Regions from separate parts of the Mus musculus genome. Here region 1 is linked to region 2. The links are chromatin loops, found by intact Hi-C in ENCODE. Cell type or tissue: left cerebral cortex. All regions are shown on one strand.

Region 1 (8,000 bases), 56 kb after region 2:
AATATCACAATGTAAAAATAGCTTTAAAGGCCATATTAAGCACTTCCTTACTCTAAGGAGGAGAAATCCAGACACAGTTGCACCCGAATCAAAGGATCAGCAATATGCAGTAGCTCAGTGCGTGGCATGTTGGAATCACAATCTTCTGTGTTCCAAAAGGGCTGGGGGAACGCCAGCTCTGAAACCCACAGTATATGCAGCTTATCTTGTAGACTCTAACCAGCTCTGTTTCACAGCAGGCACTATGACCCCTGATCATCCAACAGTCCTAGGATCTTAAAACTCCTGGGCTCTGCACTGCAATTGAGGCTGTGCCTCCCCCAGTAGCACCTCCTGGGCATGTTTCAGGAACTCTAACTTTGTTCTTTGGTGGGAAGCCTAGCTTCCCTCCATGGTCCTTTCAATTCTTCAGGATTCATGGAATGAAACCTACTAACCCCTGGAAGACTCATATATTAGTGAATTCAGCTGCCAGCTTGAGGTACAGCCATGAGTACCCTGGGCCTTGCTCTGCGCTTACCAAGGAAACACTCCCAGAAAGATTTTACTTTGAAGATGCTGGTTTCTTGTTAGTCACAGCACAGCTTTTAGTCCCAGACAACCAGCATCTACTATCTAAGTAATAGGTACTTTTTATTGTTAATTACACCTGATTCTTCAGCCCAAGCTGACCAGAAATGACAAAGTCTTAATTCAAAGTATCACATGAATAGCCCCGATAGTCTTTGAGGGAGTCTCATACCTCTCTACCAGCCTTCACAGTTCAGGCTTTCATGTTTGGCCGTTATCTCTGCATACCTATCTTCCATGCTTCCGCCAAACAGCGCATTAAACTGTAAGCACTCAATGGTTTACAAACCAAAACACTTCCACATTCCTCCCAAAACAACATGATTCTGTCTGTCACAAAATTTGCACATTCTCTGATAAAGATTTCTGTTCTATTTGCCACCACCGTGATAAAACACTGGCCAAAAACAATTTATGGGAGGCAATGGTTTATTTCATCTTGCAGCTTACAGTCCATTGTGAAGGATTATCAGAACCAGAATTCATATCAGGAAGTGAAGTAGAACTAGTGAGGAAAGCTGGTTTCTGACTTGCTTCCCATGCCACGCTCAGCTTGTTTTTTTTATGAAACCCAGGATCAACTCTGGAGGGACTGTGCCACCCAAAGTCAGCTTTGCCCTCCCCTATCCATCATTAATCAAGAAAGTGTCCCACCTACTTGCCTTCAGGCCAGTGTGATGAGGGCATTTTCTCAGTTGAGTATTCCTCATCCCAGATGACAAGAAAACTAATCAGCACAAATGCAAAACAAATTATCCTGGTTAACTGAAACGTCTGCCAACTGTAAAAGTTAATGTTATTAGGACTGTAAACTTGCCATAAGAAAATGCCTACCACTGGAAAACAGTGTCTTCTTTGTAGAGATTGTTTTGTGATTATATAGTTGTTTTAGGTGACTAGTTATTTTTCCTTCAATAAGAACATATATCCTTGACATCTATAAATAGTCTATTATTTAACGAGTTAATTGTGGTGCCAGTGGACTAAGAGAAGTAACATTTTATTAATTTCTCATTAATATAAGCTTTGTACACTTGAAATAAAACTCCCATTTATCCTCCAATTTTAAGGTTGAATATTATTTATGTTCCCTGTTGCCAGATAAAAATATAAAAATGAGAACAATGTAAGGAGAAAGGTTTTATTTTGGTTCACAGTTTGAGAGCATTGTCTATCATGGTGAGAAAGTCGTGGTGGCCCAGAGGCTGCTGATCACATTATACCTACACTCAGGATGCACAGGACAATGAATACTCAGTCTCCCTCCTTTTCATTTGGTCCAGCATCTAGTCCAGGGAATGGTCACAGTGAGAGTATTTTTACACCTCAATTAACCTATTATAAATAGTCCCTCAAAGCATGCCTAGAGTCTAAAATGACCTATATAATCCCTCAGTCATTTCTCATGGTCTTTCTAACACCTTAAGCCCTATTTACCCACTGAGAGTAAACTTCCAGGTTGGGGTAGAAATTTTCAAATTAGCAGTAGTAATTACATCCATTTTCAAAAGTGTCTGAAACTCAAAACTTATTTTGAAAGACAGTACAATATATTTTGCAAAGATGTTCAATGAAATGGCATAAGGTTGAAATTTCCCTTCTCTGAGGAGATGAGGGGATATTATGGGAGGGGCTTTTAAGATGAGACTGGGAGTAGAGGAGGGTGGGGGGGGGCTGTGATCAGGATCTAAAGTGAACAAATAAATAAATTAATGAAAAAATGGTTCATGCTTCAAACTGGGAAGAGACTGACTATTTTCAATCTCAGTCCCAAGTTAGTCTTTATTTGGATCAAAGGCAAACATAACATTTGGATTATGCAATCAAGTTTTGAATCTATACTTGACTAAATTGGTGTCTTAGAGATTATTATCAAGGAAATTCTTAGAATACTCTCTGTGTTATTCCTTAATCCTTTCTGTGATCGCTAAATTGACATACAAAGTATTTCAAAGTGCCTACTAACAGTTGTAACAAAAACAAGGTTTTAAGGTAGAACTTGTATACTTGTATTTATTTTTTATTTTTTTAAAATTCTACTTATATCTAGCTTCTTATAGGCTAATTATTTTTAGCTCCCTATTAGATTTTCTCTTTTACTTTTTACTTGCATAATGAATTGTAACAATTAATTTTAGAACATTTATCATAAAAACTTGCCTTAGTAATATACTATTTTTTTCTGCCTAATAAATATTCAGTTATTGAAAAAAATGTTTGAAAACAACATTTGTTTGTTCTCCTCACCTACATTTTTCTATATGTCTTCAATTATTGTTTTCTAAATGGAAAATGGCTGATTACTTTCTACATCCTAAATTGCAACTTGTTCTTATTCCTTGTAGGTTTTATTGGGATTTAATCATGCTTATAATGATGGTTGGAAATTTGGTCATCATACCAGTTGGAATCACGTTCTTCACAGAGCAGACGACAACACCGTGGATTATTTTCAACGTGGCATCCGATACTGTTTTCCTGTTGGACTTAATCATGAATTTTAGGACTGGGACTGTCAATGAAGACAGCTCGGAAATCATCCTGGACCCTAAAGTGATCAAGATGAATTATTTAAAAAGCTGGTTTGTGGTGGACTTCATCTCATCGATCCCGGTGGATTATATCTTTCTCATTGTAGAGAAAGGGATGGACTCAGAAGTTTACAAGACAGCCAGAGCACTTCGTATCGTGAGGTTTACAAAAATTCTCAGTCTCTTGCGGTTATTACGCCTTTCAAGGTTAATCAGATACATACACCAGTGGGAAGAGGTAAGCTGCATGTTTTTCTGTCTTGACGTCACTCTATCATGGGATCTTCCATGACGACTATTTGAGTGTGTATGTTCTATGTTTCATGAACTGCATGAAATTTAAGAACAAATAATTTGCAGAGTTCTCCATTCTGATATTTAAGTGATTTTTTTATATCTCTGAATCATTTGAGCCAACTGAGAATAATTATCAAACATTCTATTGACTATATTTTATGCAAATACACTTTAACTGACATATTGTTATTCTAGTCACTGTGACTTTTCTTATGCCTTAGAAGATTCTGTTTAAGAAAAATATGTCATATATATCTTTGATAAAGATCTATAGGGTATTATTGGTAATCTACTATATTATCATGTATAAAAGATGCTAAAATATGTTTCTAACAATATTGGGATTTCAGTGACTTTACGTTTGAGGAAAATATATTGTCCTCTTGGTTATCTCTAAATTCTATAAATTTAGGTTTGAATTCAGCATACTAAATTTGTTCATTGTTTTGTCTCCCTACAGTTTTATTAGATTTTTCTCCCAATTAGTTCATTTCATAATAGTGAAAACACAGAATATGTAGGAAGGAAATAACTAACTAGGAAACACAAAGGAATCATTCCAATGATTCTAGCCAGTCAGACCTCGTTGCTGCTGAATAGGGCATCTGCTGTTCTTAGACAGTGGGTGGAATGGTGAAAGAGCCCTGCCAACTCAAGTTTCCAAAGGCCGGAGTTAAATATACCACCATCAAGCAAATGAGTACCTCTTTCCACAGCTAGTATATTTACTTTTTCTTTTCTTTTTTTTTTCTTTCTTTTTTTTGGCTTTTTTTCCTTCATAAGCACAGCCCTTTGTATTAATTATAAACTGGATTTGATTGTCTGCATAAGAATGAAAGTCAAAAGACCTCCAGAGTACTCAATGGAGCACTAATGAAAGCACTCCACTGATTCTAGATTATTGGTTTACTCCTACAGAAATGCTGGTTTATATTTTGTAGAATCCGTAAAATGGAAGTTTTGTTTGCTTTCTGGGCAGCTGTAGGAATGTTTTTGTGGAGGCTTGTCAACGACATTTTGGTTCACAGGATTTTAGGAAATGACACACAGTAATAAAACCCTGCACACAACACTGATGAAAGCCACAACATGGATCATTCTTAAAATATGAAACTGGAATATATTAAAAAATGAAGTCTACAGGAGAAACTGGATGCACTTGTAACCTTTCTGCATAGCGCGCGCACATAGAAATGAAAATCAATATTCACTTCTCGAAGCCCTTTCACGAATCTCAAAATACCAGTCCAAGATGATTTTTGATAATACCCCCAATTTCTATTGGGGGCCTTGACTTAACTGATGAGCAGTTTTTGATCTGTTGTGCAAATGAACTCCCTGAATCTTCTCTAAAAGCTGAGGAGATAGAGTCTATTGCTGTTATCAGATGACGACGGTGAAACACGTTATGGTTCCTTACCAGGTGTAAGCGGCTGGCAAGAGGTGGAGCTGGCAGGGGGTGGTGGTGATGGTGGTTGTGGTGGTGGTGGTGGTGGTGGTATTCCTGTCTTGGCAATCTGACTCCAGAGCCATGTTGTTAACCTGTAAAACTGTGCAGTTCTCACTGTGGCTTGTGCTTCTGTACACACTAAGCTCACCATTTGACAGCTTGTCTAAGGAGCTAAATGGTGATTTTCTTCCCGGAGCAAGTGCTCATCGTGACATCTTTGAACCAAACATTAACTCTTAAAGCAAGGCCACAATACCATTTTGACGAACAGTCAGTGAGAGAAAAGTCATGGATAGAGCTGCCCGGTCAATTAAAAATACAAGAGACAGTGTGACTATTTTTAATGGCTTTCGGCTTTAGCCCAGTTATCCCAGAGAATGGCAGCCGGATGAGCAGATGGCGTCCGATCAGATAAAGTGACAGAGCATGTGGTCAGAGAGGACACTCTTTAACACCGATATTTTCTGTTCCCGGCATGGTCACCAGTACCTAGATCTGCTCAGCACGACAGGATTTTTAAAGGTGCCCGTGATATCATTCAGAAACATCAGCTGTCTGACATCATCATTGTGAAATGCAATTTAATATGCACTTAGAGAGATTTGCTAACCACACACATTCAGGGCAGCGTTGTGAGTTGGCAAGATCTTTCTTATAAATAAATGACCTTGGTAATAAATGAATCAGAAGCTCATTTAGCTGAAGAATGTTTTCTTGGTTATATGATACACCCATATAATAATATATATCATGAATGTTTAATGACTGCTAGCAATATTCTTGCTGAAGACTAAGAAATGAAATCACACTAGATAATTTAATATAAATTCATTTATTCCACCTACAAATTTAAAACATAATCTCTCTGTCTCCCTGTCTGTCTCTGTCTCTGTCTCTGTCTCTGTCTCTCTCTTATACACACACACACACACACACACACACACACACACACACCCCAAAACCAAAACCAAAAGACAAACAAACAAAAGAACCCTTGAATGGCTCCCAAATTGGCACATCTCCACTTGACTCTTATAAATGCCATCAGGATGCATTTACAAGTAGAAATACAAGTTAATCATTAGAAGTAGCTGTATGAGCTGTTGGATTAAGACTGCAGAGGAAGATAAGAGTTCACCCACATGTCTTTGAGCTCGAGCGTTTTAGTACCAGGCTGGCTCATGCTAAATTCAGCATACTTGGGGAAGTCGCGTGTGAAGTCTGGAAGCTGCCACTGTTCTAAATGAATCATTCGCAATGAAAGCAGCTGCCTGCTATAGGGAACAGCGTTCAGCTTTAGAGATGCAGTTTTTCCACCCACAGCCTGGATTAGTTCAACTAAAATACAAGATGTTCCGAAACTAGATAAATTAGAGAAATCTTATGAATGAGATGCAGGAAGTTTAAAATTTACTCCCTATGGTCCAACAGTGCTACAGGTAAATGTGTAAAAGGAAATGTTTGGTGGGGATCATCAATTTATGAAATGTCCTGGGATTAATGTATAAAGGGTGAAGTTACACTCTTAAGTCAATTTGTAAGTTCAATGATTTATGGTGTAAACACCAAGCTCATTGAAACTAGGTTAAAGTTTTGTTATATGTTGTCTGGTGATATGAAAATCTGAAGAAATTTAGGTAAATTAGCCTAGAAAATTTTCCCTTAGTATAATCTTTCCATTGGGTATAAAATTTCAATAATTAGCATAACATAAATGGGTTCTTTTATTTTTGTTTTGAAAACTCATTCTTTTAATTAAGTGACATCACTTTTCTCATTTCAAGTATGCCAGACCTCCAGGTCTGATCTATGTTTTATAATCTAATACAGGGAAAACAATTCTATATGACCCTCCAAAAAGACACATATGGTGAGGAAATCCTTGAAAATTAAATGGAGCATTATTAACAATTTGTGACGATCACAAACCTCTAAAGAGATAAAGACCAGATTAAAAGCTTAGCAAACTGGGGATTATTCACTGTATAAAAGTAAAGGGTTCTCAAAACCTCAAGTGACCTGTCTGTTGACCTCAGTCTTTTTGTCAAAGGGAGATGGCCCTTGAACCTTTTTACAGTCTTATACAATATTAGTTGAAAGTATAAACATCACCTTGATTATGGTTACTATGTAGTGGGACTGCAATCCCAGAGCTACTTGGGATATTAAGACAGGAGGAAACCATGAGTTACAGGCCAGCCTTAGCAGTGTAGTAAAACCCCAACATAGAAATAACTGAATGACAAATAACATTTGATGAAAAATACTTTCTCTTATAGACTGTAGGCTTAAGTGTCCCAACTAAGCTGGGCATTCCTTCATGAGTGATGTAAAAGATGTAGTTCAATGCATGATTATTTAGTAACCACAACTCTCTGGTATACATCACACTTTATTTATTCCTCATTTCCTATCTCCCCTGCTTCTCTAGTGAGGATTTTGGGCATATTACAATGAAGTAAATGCACTCTGAGGCAGGAAGGGAGGCTTGTAGCTATGAACATTTTAGATAGAGCAGTTGCAGAAGGATAAATTTAGCATGTTATGATGTTTTTCTACTAGTCAATACTAGATTGTGGTGTTGGATCACATAGAGAGATTTATCTACCAATTATGGACAGAAGCACAGAATGGTTAACAAGACAGTCTTAAAGGGAGCTAAGGCAAAATTTGATTTCGAATTTTGTTTAATTTTAGCATGTTATTTGGTACCGATTAAAACCTAACTCTTGCTATAAATTATCTGCCTATTAAAAATTTTCAATATATTTTAAGCACTTCTGTTTTTAGAAAACACATAAAACTTCAAGTCTTGTCATAAGCAAATGAAATGTTGGCCTAGAATTTCCTCAGCCTAGAACATAGAGAGACTTGCTGTTACCCGTCATGTCTAATCTGCTTTCACTCTTGTGCCTTCAAGGCTCTTCAGCACACTGACTCAAGTCACCATTGTCGCTTATTGTATTGCTAACATTTGCTTAATTTTAGTTTTACTATACTTGAAAGGAATGGTTTTTCCCACTGCTATAATTTTTCAGGTGGAACACTTCAAATTGAAAAACCACTCCCCATCTGCCCTTTAAAAATCAATTCAAAGTTATAGAATGTATTTTACCTGTATGTGCTCAGTTATAACAGTCAATACTAGATTA
Region 2 (8,000 bases):
AACATGTTTTAGAGAGTGTGTTAACAGTTACTATCAAAAGTAAATATACATATTACTGTGATTTAGTAATGCTCTTTACTTTCAATATTTTTTAAATCTAGATTATATATTAATATGTACACAGTGGCATTGAAAATAATACAGATTGTAAAGTTGTTTATAAAAGCACGAATGGCCAAAAAACTTTAAATATTTATTAGTATAGAAAATATTAAATATATATAGTCTTTTGTGCATATAAAATTCTTTTAACTTTATATAAGATATAACGTAGAAATGGCACTATTCCTTACACATGTAAGAATTTTTCTTTGCATGAGATCCATGTTTATATAAATTAATATTCGAAGGTGTAATTGTTTTTATGAAATATTTTAACATTTCCTATTATTTTTATTTTAAATTATGGTTTGCTGAGTTTCAACAGGAGGTTGATGATAGCAATCAATATTTTCTCTTCTTACCTACTTTAGCTTCACTGTTTACTTCATATACTATATAACATTACTTTAAGGTACAGCATGATACTACATTTCACTTTGTTTCTTCCTCAATTTTTTACTTAATCATTCTTCGAGCACTCCTGGCCTCTCCATCTCTCTCTGGTTTTTAGAGACAGGGTTTCTTTGTGTAGCCCTGCCTGTCCTGGAACTTGCTATGTGGACTAGCCTGGCCTGTAACACCCAGTGACCCATGTGCGTCTCTCTCTTGAGTGTTGGGATTAAAGCAATGCACCACCATACTCTATATACTCCTGTCTTCCTATTTGCACAGCAAACATTTTACCCCTTGATTCATGTCTCTATATCTGTAACACATGATTATTTCGTAAGAACCTTTTAAAATTATCCTTAAAAATATTTTGGCAGGTTTGACTTCCGGGGGATAGGAGTGGGAGGAATCACAGTCCAATTTGACAAATTTGGAAAGAATCATCACACTTATAATATTAAGGATTTGAGCTATGTTTTCATTTATTTAATTACAGTTTATGGCTTGCTTTTGGGTAAAGTTTAGCTTTTTGTTTTTAAAAATATTGTGTATCTCATGTTGTTCTTGTTTATTAGTGAATGTTTTCACATGTATTTTTGGTTATGAAAGGAATGATTATTCTTAGTGATGCTTAGGAGAAGCACTGAAATTCTTTTTATCATGTACAATGTATATGAACTTTCAGATATATGCTATTTGCTATGGCTATCTACTTGATTCTTTTGAGTTTTCAGGGAGACAAGAGAATCAACTTATCCTAGCCTATGTGACAGACATGCTGAGATGGGTGTCTTGTTCTTCCATCCTCCAGTGCCTCGCATTAAGGGTGATGTTGGCAGATGCTTTCCAGCCAGACAATCCAATTTGTCTAAGGCACAGCTTCTTTGCCACCGCTTTCTCCAGCAAAGTTCTGACATGTCTTCAGATGTGCCTGTGTGTTTCAGCATTTGTCTGCATCCTGCTAACAAGCCCATAGACCTCCAAGTTCCTCTCAGAATTTTCTAAGAAGTCATCAGATTTCAACTCACCCATCTATCTTTTTGTTTCATTTCACATGTGCTTGAGTCGGCTGCATGGAGATTTTATTTTAGATTCATATTAATCTTCTGCTGCTGTCTGCAATTTGATCTTAAGCAGAGTATTAAAGGAGACAGGGGAGGTTTTTAAAAGCCTTACAATACTAATACACACAGAACACCAGTCATTACAACCAATGGCAGACTCTCCTGAAATAAACTCATCATTGATAATCTCCGATAGGTCCTCAGATATCAAGTTCTTTCGAAGTATAAGAAGACACTTCACAGATAATGTACGGCAGAGTCAGCATAATTCTAATCCCCCCCTCCAAGGCGACTTTAAGAACCACAGTTAGCTTAATGGATTTCAGCTCAAGAGTGTTTGCGACAGAAACCTGTCAAGAGATTCCTATGGTTTCAGAACTTTATGTCTCACTTTGTTTCTTGTGCTCTCATTATTCTCATTCTTTCACTGTGTTTATTCTACCCCAGTCTTTCAAGTTTTATGTCTCCCCAAGGAAGCTTTTCGCAAGGGGCCTACATTCTAAACAGCTGTAGATCAGCACCACTTGTGTGAAACCAACAGACTGACTTTGTATATTGGTGTTAAGTTCGTATAGACTGATGTAACACACACATCATCAGTTTAAAATGTATGTTTTAATAATTATAATGTATAAAATACACTGTTGAAGTTGTACTCGGAGCAGCAAATGGCTTCTGCTCCTTTTGAGCTGTGCTTCAAGTTCCATTATAAGATTTTGTTTTCATCAGCAGTTCTGTCATACTGAGCACAGACAGTGACACTCAGGGAAAGTTTACTGAAGTAACTGCCTGTTCATGATCACGAACAAGTTGAAATAGAACAAAGACAAGGGTTTGTTAAATGAATGAATGAATGAATGAATGAATGAATAACTTATCAAGACAGCATTACATCCTAGGTGGTCCTTTTTTACATTATTATAAAACTTAAAATTTATGTTAAAATATACATTTTCACACTGAAAATAGAGGTAATCAGGAGGCATACAGAATGGGAAAAAGTAGAGAAATGTTTTCAGTTTAATGATTAAAAAGTGGGACTGAATACTGTACCATTTGAGGGCGTTTGGTTTTGTTCATCCTTGTTATCTCTGCCTCTGCCATCGAATATCATCCTCTGACCTGTGGTTTCCAAGGTCACTATGCTGCTAGATCAGAATGCTATACCACTATTTCCCTATCACTGATCATAACATTTTGACCATATAAATTTATTTTGTGAGAGTGTGTTTGGATTGGCTGAAAGCAGATACTGTGTGACCTACTGTTCTCTATTCCTTCCTTGGCTTCTCTGAAAACTCATGAACTTTCTTGTTCTTGCTTCTCTTGTTTCTTGGCTTCATCACAGATTTCAGGTTTTCCCCGAGTACAAAACAGAACAAAACCCAAAGTGATTGGCCTCACCTGTTTTTTTTTTTCATCTTGTGCCACAGGTTGGCACTCTGACAAAGAATCTCTTCCCGAAGTGTCTCTTCTCTCCCATGCGACCTTAGCAAACAGTAAATCAGAGGATCTATCTATGTCTTGGCTGGGTGAGCTTGGCTTTGAAGAGGCTGTGGGCATGGAGGTAATGCTTGCTGGTATCTTGAACAGATGTTCTGGGCTGCTTATAGTCTCGAAACTCTTCAGACTTCCAAGATGCCCTGCTGAGTGAATGGTAACTTTGGCAGCACATTTTGCTTCCATTAGCTAATCCAGTGGGTTGGGGAGACACCAAGGGAACAAGAGAAATCTGAGATCGCTGTCCTCAGCATCAGTCGCACGTGGTCAACTTCACCAGAGAATACTTCATGGCATCCTGACTGGATTCCAAGTTATCTCGACCTCTGAGCCTGGTGTTGCTGAACACAGTGCGGCATATTTATCTCTCTGTGTGGTTATTGATTGTATAACTTATCTTAAAAGGAAGGTCATCTTAGGCCACTTATCTCTTACACATTTTTTTCTTTTCTTTCCAGCAGGACTGGCCAATAAATTTGCTCACATGTGTGTTGATGTTAGTGGCCTTCCTAGGAAGGAACCCCATTCCCGTTTAAGGAGCTGTGTGAGAATAAACAGGATAAGTAGAAGGAGGTCAGTTGTCTGTCCCTAGGTACAGATCCTTAATCTGAAAAGCTCCAGGCAGCTGATTATCCAGGGCTACAAAGATCTATTTGCTAGTTGTGTGCCCCTCCCCGCCCCCATCTTTCATTTTTCCCTCTTGTCTTCTTGCTTCTCTCTTCTGTCCCTCTCTCCCTCTTTTCCACGACATGCCTTTTTCAGCGTGTCTCCTTGATTTTATCTTCACCTAGCTTTACAAGTGGATTGATAGTGTGCAGAATTAACCTGACCCCCTTTCTCTATTTGTAACATCATTCCAACAGGCGTTCAGTGTCTCTGGTGTTTTAGGTGGAGTTTTGTTCTGAATTAACGCAATTTGCTAGTTCAGCTCTCTCTCAGTCTCTGTCTGTCTGTCTGTCTGTCTGTCTGTCTTTCCCTTCTCCCCCCCTGCCTCCCTCCTTCCATCTCTCCTTCCCTCTGTCGTTTCCCTCCTCCCCTTTTCCTCCCCCTCCTTCCCTTTTCTGCCCTCCCACTTTTGCAAACCCACATCCAGAGAGCCTCCCTCCAAACGTACAAATACGCGTCCGGGGCGGGCTCAGGAGTTCAATGTCACGCTGGGCAGAAGTGGCACAGGCGAGCGGCGGGGCGCGCGCGGGTAGAGGCGGTCTGCGGCCAGCAGGGGGCAGCCGAGGGGCGGCGCTGGCGCGCGGGTGCCGAGCGGAGGAGCCTCGCCCCGCGCCCGCAGCCTCAGCCTCAGCCTCAGTACCAGGCGCGGCGGAGCCCGGAGCGCGGCAGAGCCGGCAGCGCAGCCACTGAGGGCAGCGGCGGCGGCGGGAGCCAGGCGCGCAGCGGAGCAGCGGGCGGGCGGGAAGCAGTAGCCGCCGCCGCCGCTGCCGCCGCGACGGGCAGCCGGCTCCGGCCCCTGCTCCTTGGCTTCGAGCCCCCGGCGAGTCTGGAGCCCGCGCCGTCGCCGGTCGCGTCCTCCGGGCATGGAAGGCGGCGGCAAACCCAACTCCGCGTCCAACAGCCGCGACGATGGCAACAGCGTCTTCCCCTCCAAGGCGCCCGCGACGGGGCCGGTGGCGGCCGACAAGCGCCTGGGGACCCCGCCGGGGGGCGGCGCGGCCGGGAAGGAACATGGCAACTCCGTGTGCTTCAAGGTGGACGGCGGCGGAGGAGAGGAGCCGGCGGGCAGCTTCGAGGATGCCGAGGGGCCCCGGCGGCAGTATGGTTTCATGCAGAGGCAGTTCACCTCCATGCTGCAGCCTGGGGTCAACAAATTCTCCCTCCGCATGTTTGGGAGCCAGAAGGCGGTGGAGAAGGAGCAGGAAAGGGTTAAAACTGCAGGCTTCTGGATTATCCATCCGTACAGTGACTTCAGGTGAGGACTCCCTGGAGCCGCCCCACCCTGCTCCCCCTGACGCGCCTTCCAGCATCCTATCCTGCCTCTGGGAAGGTGCGCCCCGGGGATTCACAGTGGGGGTGCGGGGCAGGCGGGGCGGCGATGCTGGAGGCTTCTACTTAGACTGGCCATACTCCACTCTTCCAACTAGTTTCCACCGACGACAGGTTTAGGGTAGGGAGTTTCTTCTCCCCGGAGCGCCAGGGAGGCTCTTCTCCTTTGCCTGGTGAACTTTGGGGACAGCAGAGGAGGGAAGAAGGCCACCGTGACCCGTGGACGGGAGGTTGTTAAGTTGCACTAGGGAAACTTTTAGTTTGGTAATGTTAGGACGAGACAGGTATCCTTGCTAAGAGCAGTTCCCCAAAGAAATGAAAAAAGATGCTTCTGGGATCCCGGAGATGAGGAAACTGGAGACAGTGACTCACAGGTCCTAGCTGTTCCTGCCACTCTCGCCCCTGGGAGTGTTAATCTGTTGTTCTTATGCTTATAGGCACCCCTGTCACCACTGAATTTCTCCAGATCAGTGGCTGGCAGGCACAGGAAGGGCACTTGCGCTTGGGTAGTCAGTCTCTGACTTGAGATTTTAGCGGAGCGGGCGCTGCCCCACTGGGCAAGAACTTGACTGGAAGCCTTGAGTTCCCGAAACAGAGGCAGGGGGGTCGTTTTCAAAGTCCCCTTCCTGAAATAGAGCGACACCCGCTCTTGACCTTGACTACAAATCCATTTCAGAAATGTCTTTCCAGTTTCCCAGCCTGGGAAGAAGGGCAGCAGAGCTGTCAGCAGGAGAAAATTAATATGAGTTTCCTGATCTTATTTGTGGCTCGAGTATTCATTTGGTTAATAAGCATGTTTAGAGACTGACAAATGAAGGTCGTGAAGCAGATCCTCTTATTACTGCGACACGCTCCTGAACACAGGCAGAGCTTCCTTCTAAAAATCCCAAACTAGTAACTAGAGGTGATATTCACTTGTTTATTTCATTCGTTCCAACTAGGGAAAGCGACAGCAGCAGCAGCAACAACAATAAAATAAACAACAACAACGAAAGGGGTCTATGTGCACACTGAGTGGATGCATAGGCTTCCGGTAAACTGCCAGCAAACATAGCAATAATAAAAAACAACATTACTTCCAGTAGCGTTTAGAAACTAACCGAAATTGCCCTTACCAGCATGCAAGGGAGGGAGCTGTCCACAGTTCTGAATCAACCTAACTGTGGAATATAGCCCAACAAAGCTTGAGTAGAAGACTGTCCATCTTCCCTGAGGTATTTATCGTCTCAAAAATCAGCAGTCTCTATTCCTTGTCACAGAGTGGATAGATTTTAGGAAAGATTTAATTTAAAAATGCTTATTTGGAAAAACACATAGGAAAACCTTACTGAAGTACTTACACTAGCTAATACCATTTATTGTCTGCAACTGAGTCTGATTGAAAGAATGTTCAGGCTAAAACAGCTTCCCAAGTAATACAACGTGTTTCCTCCGTGAAGAAGATACTCGTGGAAGCAAACTCATAGATGATCTTGCTCTGTCTACGGCAAATTAGGGTTGTTACATGCTATAGAATTTCAAAAGTGGGAATCGGAATAGAGTTTGAATATCATCTCTTTTTTGATTCCTGCATGGAAATGTAATGTAAATTATACTTTATATATTTTTAAAAAAAGACAATTTCAAAAAATAGTCGACAATCTTAATAACAAAAAACTAGAATGACATTAAAACTATGACATTCAGTGATAATGTTCACAAAGGTGCTTAAACTTTTTTTTTTTTAACTTGGTATCATCTGTAACTAAATGATTCCAAATGATACTTTTATATGTTCATCCTGGAAAAACGATGAAGCTTTTCAAAATAGTGGTATGTTGCAGATGATTAAACCTTCCTCATTTGTTTTTTTCTAACATATATAGAGACTTTTCATGATCTAGAATTGTATGCCCAATCTGTGGATCAGTGAAACTGAGGGAGCCTACATATTTCCCCAAGACCTAGAGAGACATAGCAAATCTTGCTCATAGGTGGGAAATGAAAACGATGATTCAGTCTCATCCTGCACTTTACAGGGAGGGCCGATGACTAAGAAGTGAGCTTATATACAGACAAGCCCCAGCATGATTTGGGGGACTTGATTTCCCTTGCATAACTGGAAAAAGGAAGCAATAAACTAAATAGCCATTATTACTTAAAATTTAAGATAGAATATATCTGGAAAAGTTGAAACTTAGAATTTCTGTACGTATGTGTTTCCTAAGGAGATTATGGCCACCCTGTACCTACTGTACCTATTTGGGTTCAGAAGACATTGTTTAATTAGCATTTTTTTTCTATACTCACAGTACCCACTTGGAAGCACTTCTAAAACCTATGACATGCCAAGATAATGTAGTTGTTAAAACCACAACTGAAACCTGGCAAAACTCCAGCAACTTTTTTTTTTTCTTCACAAACCTGCAAGCAATGCTCAAGCGACCTTTTTTGATCTGCTCATCACAGCCCTTTCCGGAGGAAGATACTCTAAGGGAAATGTTCTGCTGAAATTACTAGAACATCAGGCTTAGGTTCATTAAATGACCAACAGAGAAGGGATCATGTAAGAGAATACATTTCCATGAAAAGGTTTTGGCTCTGGAGGGTTGAGCAAAGTGGATTCTTTGCTTGTTACTTTCATAAGTATCTGTGAGGCCAGGAGTGTTTATTCTGTTTGTTGTTCACTCTCATGAAGCTGAGTATAGCATGACTTTACCTTTCTCCAGGAAATACCATGGTTTTTGACATTGTGCCTAATATTCTGGTGCCCATTTCAAGATGACTTTCTAAGCCTTTCTCCCAGCCTTTTAAGGCAGTGGTTCTCAACTTGTGGGTAGTGATGCCCATCAGCAATCCTCAGCCTCCAAAAGTATTTTCGTTAAGATTCATAACAGTAGCATAATTAAGTTTGGAAGTGGCGATGAAAATAATCTTACGGCTGGGGGTCACTACAACATGAAGAGCTGT

What was found. Peaks named below come from ENCODE experiments on the same cell type or tissue, not always from the same donor. Only the 100,000 strongest peaks of a DNase experiment are listed, where the experiment ranks them.
Region 1: a loop joins it to region 2, with 5 times the contacts of the local background. A loop is called at or near these places in 3 of 42 quality-filtered maps.

What each region holds. Positions count from the first base shown.
Region 1 is chr13:117,653,691-117,661,690 of GRCm38, forward strand. It overlaps Hcn1 (hyperpolarization activated cyclic nucleotide gated potassium channel 1), which reads left to right. Exons shown (of 8, transcript NM_010408.3): 2 at 2,916-3,339. Among named protein-coding and RNA genes, the nearest start is that of Hcn1, 55 kb to the left of the region's middle. In left cerebral cortex, no CTCF peak of the experiment used is centred here; DNase peaks (open chromatin) are centred at 4,035, 4,930, 5,252 and 6,071.
Region 2 is chr13:117,598,119-117,606,118 of GRCm38, forward strand. Hcn1 (hyperpolarization activated cyclic nucleotide gated potassium channel 1) reads left to right here and starts at 4,202. Exons shown (of 8, transcript NM_010408.3): 1 at 4,202-4,977. The coding sequence starts at 4,586. In left cerebral cortex, a CTCF peak has its summit at 4,251 (motif pointing right); DNase peaks (open chromatin) are centred at 3,168, 3,660, 4,272, 4,596 and 6 more places; H3K4me3 peaks cover 3,953 bases; H3K27ac peaks cover 3,398 bases.